Linked DNA regions of Mus musculus: region 2 is linked to region 1. A link is a loop called in an ENCODE intact Hi-C map of the cell type or tissue named here. Cell type or tissue: heart. All regions are shown on one strand.

Region 1 (2,500 bases):
AAGAACTAACATGAATTTGGGTGGTGAGGTTTCTCACACATGAAACATAAAGGTGAGTTGAGGTGATAATGTCAGTGCTAGAGTCCTTCCCTAACGTGCTCTGAGCTTGAATCACCGCAGAACAAGTTTATGTGTAAAGCATGTGTGTATTATGTGTATACACACATATGCATATATAAAAATGTCTATATAAAAATAGTCAAATCGTAATATATATCACTAACTCTAGTTATTTACTAGTTAATAAGTTGAAATCCTTACTTCAGGAACTCTGAGGAGATGGGGCAGGCGATTGAGACCGGGTTTCATATAGCCATAAATACATTGCATAGCTTAGGATGGCCTTGAACTCCTGATATTCCTGCCTCTATCTCCAAAGTGCTGGGATTACAGGCATGTGTCCCCAATGTCTAGCTTTGGTACAGTTTTGTTGTTGTTGTTGTTTCTTTTGCTTTTGTTTTCAAAACGAGTTTCTCTGTGTAGTCCTGGCTGTCCTGAAACTCCTCTGAAGATGAGGCCGGTCTCGAACTCAGAGATACACCTGCCTCTGCCTCCTGAGAGCTGGAATTAAAGGCATAGACCACCATTACCCCATGGTAGGGTTTTGTTGTTGTTGTTTAGACAAGTAAGTAATTAAAGTCATCTGGTGAGATCGGATCCCATAGACTTTGCACTTTATAAAAAGAGATTAGTGGGCTGGGGGTGTAGCTTAGTGTTGGAGTACTTGTTTGGTAGGCAGGGGGACCTGGACCACAGAATAAGCAGTGTAAGGGGAAGGGGATGCTCATGAAGGCTAGTGGCATTTTTGTGACTGAAGAGTGGTGATAGGCTATATGGTGAGCAAAGCTATAAGTGTTCCCCAGATGGCCCTTCACATCATGGGCTGACTTCTGGGTAAAATGACTATCTCAGGTCATACAGCTGGTATACTCCAAAGTCAGGGTTTGAACTCCAAGGACACCAGAGCATCCTGTACCCTGCCCTTCCCCAGGAGCTTGCTGCCTGGCCTTGGCCACGAGTGCTGATGTGCACTGGGTACAGCCAGCAAGGCTCTTTTATTTCCTTCCGTTCTGCTCTGACCTGTGGGCAGCTGCTGCGAGGAAATGCCAAGTCATAAATAATTCTTACATTAATGCCGAGCAAGGCAGCCGAAAGGGAAATGTCACTAGGAAATGGTATTTCAAATAAGTACAGATTTCATAATTTAGCCATTTCTCATAATGATATTTCCTTAGTTTGGGTTTATGGTAAACTGGTCATCACTCATAAATGTGGGAGACATGTACTATTGCTTGGACATTTGGCCCAGAGATAAATGTGATAGGAAAATGAAGCCATTCCATTGCCTTCTAGAGTTGGACAAATAGACCATAGCAAGGAGAGGAACAATCAGTCTTACTTATTAGAATGGACACTTGTATCTTGAAGTCACCCAACACAGTTATGGTATTGTGACACCCTGTTGCAGCTTATAATACCTAGGCTCCAGGGCACTTGGTCCCAGCTAACTGGAATGTTCATTAGTGTAATTCTGTCACACAGGGCCGTTCTCAACACCAGCATCTTTCCCAGCAAGGCCCCTTCTGGGTGTAGCAATTATCCAGACTGATAGTTTAAAGTCTATTAGGTGGAGCAAGCTTCTGCTGCTGTCCCAACCCCCTAGCCCTAGTCTGCCTATTGTGAGCAGCTGTCCCTAAGCCTTCTGCTTTTTCACAGGAAGCCAGAAATCCAGATTGCATCAGAGATTTCCCAATCACTAAATCTTAGCAACTAATTCAATTTTTTATTTTTCTGAGATCGGGTTTTATGTAGCCTGGTCCGACCTCGAACTCATTGTGCAGTAGGGAGATGACCTGGATTTCTGATTATCCTGTCCCTGCCATAGATGACCATTCCTAGTTTATACTGTACTGGGGATCAAACCCAGGGTATCATGCGTGCTAGGCAAGCACTCTACCAACTGAGCTACATCGTCCACCCAATTTGATTCAACCTTAAAAATAAAGTACAGCTAGGGTAGAAAATACTTTGTATGAGAAATGGTTTGAGCCATGGGCCCCCTGTGGTGACTCCTGCTCTGGTCAGGCCACACTGCCAAGTTGAAGGCTCAAAGGATCTGAAGGGAAGTGTGCTTATTATTAAACAAGCACCGTAAGATTTCTCTTCCCTGTGTGGTCTTCACACATACATTTTGAGACTCTTTCTGATCTTCTTGCCTCTATTTGCCAAATGCTAAGTTTACAGATATAATATGCTCCATTGTGTTTACTGATATGGCTGATACTATAACAATCTTCTTCTCTTCTTCTTCTTCTTCTTCTTCTTCTTCTTCTTCTTCTTCTTCTTCTTCTTCTTCTTCTTCTTCTTCTTCTTCTTCTTCTTCTCCTCCTCCTCCTCCTCCTCCTCCTCCTCCTCCTCCTCCTCCTCCTTCTTCTTCTCCTCCTTCTTCTCCTTCTTCCTCCTCCTTCTCTTCTTCCTCCTCTTCCTCCTTCTCCCCCTC
Region 2 (2,500 bases), 100 kb after region 1:
GGTCAGGTTAGTGTAGAAATCTAGGGCTTGGAGGAACTCTGAGTTAATTATAAAGCATGGGGAAAATGAAGGCTACAGGCACAATTACAAGGCCAGGCTTCCTAGTCATGTCAATAAAAGAGTGAAGATAGCTTGACTTACAATTTTGATATATGAAGAGTAAGGTGGGGGTGGGTTAAGAAGAAACCCAATGAGGCAAGAAGTTGGAAGGCTGTGTTAACTTTGTGAAACATCTCGGTATCTTGATTTTATAATTTAGAGACTCCCGAGCACCTCACAGTTGTGCCGAAAACCAAGTGAATGAAAAAGAATCCTGAAAGGATCAGGAGAAAGTAAAGGTGATAATGCAGACACCTCCTCTCTGACCCCAGAAGCACTGTGCCTGCAGCGTCCTGGAACCAGAGCTTCTAACCAATAGAGAGGGAGAACTGTCCCGGAAACAGCATTCTCTGTCTCCTAGAAACAACATTTGGGAACACAGAGACAGATACGCTCAGATAAGTGAAGACAAAGAATGTGTTTCCTCTAAACATTCACTGCTAGAAAGGCTGAAGGCTAACATGAAACAGATCTTTGGGAAGTAATTTTTGGCGCCCAGAAAGGTAAACGTGAGAAAGACTATTTTCTAGGCCTCAAAGGAGTAGGTGTATGAAAGTGAGTAGGCCAGTGGTAGGATGTTTGAGAACCACATTGAGTTACAGGTGCCAGGAGGGTTGGCATGAAAACTACTAACTTGATACAGAACTTGGAAAAAACTTTTGAAGATGGAAGAAGGTGCAGTCCACTGTATCACCCATTCCTGGGTATGGTGCTTTGAATGAAATCTGCCCCACTCCCCATAGGTCCATAAGGAGTGGCATATTGGAAGGTGTGGCCTTGTTGGAGGAAGTGTGTCACTGGGGGTGGCCTTTGATGTTGCAGATGCTCAAACTAGGTTCAGTGTCACTATGCTATCTTCCTGCTGCCCACAAATCTCAGCTGCCTCTCCAGCACCATGTCTGCCCGTGTGCTGCCATGCTTCTGGCCATGATGAACCCTGGACTTAACCTCTGAACTGTAAGCCAGCCCCAGTTAAATGCTTTCCTTTGTAAGAGTTGCTGTGGTCCCAGTGTCTCTTCACAGCAATAGAAACCGTAAAACAGGGAGGTGCTAAAATGTTCTGGAATTAAATAGATCTTGTGAATAGACTGAAATTGAGATTTATTCCGTGTACTATAACTATATGTCATGTATTTTGGTTATAATTGAAAGGAAATTTCTATAGTATAAAAATAGTCATTACATTTATGTATCATGTGCGTGGGGTGGGTGAATGCTCGTGCATGCACTTGCCATGGTACATACATGGGAAGGTCAGAGAATAGCCTACAGGTGTGAGTTGTCTCCTGTGACCATATAGATCACATCAAGCTTGCAGCAAACACTGAGCCATCTCTCTGGCTCTATATCTCACCTTGAAATGCTAAGGTAAAATAACTATATATGATTAGAACACCCCAATATTTACTCTCCTATACTGAAGCATGCAGCCTTCACTTGAATATCTGCCAAGGTGAATGCACACCAAATTGTAGGCACTTGAATACATACTTTTAAGCAAGTGAACAAGAGGATGGCTGAATTACAAATCTTATGTTTCTTTGACTCATTTCCTGGGATAGTGAGATTACGGAAACTGGGTCACTGTGACTCAGTTCCCAGTTGTGATGTGCTGCCGGCCTTGGAAATGATCCTTCTGTTTCCCATCACAAAGGCTTCTTCGGCCATCCACTTGTCCATCATAGCCCACGTCCATATGTAATGAGATGGGCAGCTGGCTCAGTAGTGATTACATTCCAGCATTTGGCTGGTGATCTGCTTGAGATTTCATATAGGAAGTATCCTATATGATAACGTATATCAAATAAGCCCCATGGGACTTTGTGTTGTCATAATGATAGAAACTAACCACCTTTTCCATCTTAGGTATGAGTAGGAGAAGGGAGCAATGATAAAAATGGCAATAGCAGTAAAGGGGCCAGGAAACTATCCAAAGTCTAATTTAAAAAGAGCCTGCTATCTTTGTTGCTTTTTTGGTTGAGTGATCTGACCCTACCAAGGGTTTAGTTGTCTTCATTATATTTCCTAAGGATGCTTTTCCTTCACCAGAAAGAATGAACAGGTTTGGTAGTCTCTTAAAATACGTGATGATGTCTAGCCATCTCCCTCTGGTTATCAACCTTGGTTCATACAGGACCTACTGCTTTCGTGGCTCTGCAGGTATTTGTGGTACAGTGACTAATATTGACTATTGAACCCCTTAAATATGGACTCAAATCCCAGCTGTGCACCTCAGGAAGCTCAAGCCTTTGATGCCTTTGTAAGATGTGGATCATGATGCTAATCTTTTATTGCTATCAAAATTAATTGAGATGGATGGATGTTCTCCACTAGTGATAACTACAATCTATGAACTGTTATTTAGCCACTTAACTAGTTTAATGATGAACATGGATTTTAT

Evidence for each region. Peaks named below come from ENCODE experiments on the same cell type or tissue, not always from the same donor. Only the 100,000 strongest peaks of a DNase experiment are listed, where the experiment ranks them.
Region 2: a loop joins it to region 1, with 2.2 times the contacts of the local background. A loop is called at or near these places in 4 of 42 quality-filtered maps.

The regions. Positions count from the first base shown.
Region 1 is chr1:82,797,432-82,799,931 of GRCm38, forward strand. No RefSeq gene overlaps it. Among named protein-coding and RNA genes, the nearest start is that of Gm34286, 10 kb to the right of the region's middle. In heart, no CTCF peak of the experiment used is centred here; a DNase peak (open chromatin) is centred at 1,030.
Region 2 is chr1:82,901,406-82,903,905 of GRCm38, forward strand. No RefSeq gene overlaps it. Among named protein-coding and RNA genes, the nearest start is that of Agfg1, 63 kb to the left of the region's middle. In heart, no CTCF peak of the experiment used is centred here; no DNase peak of the experiment used is centred here.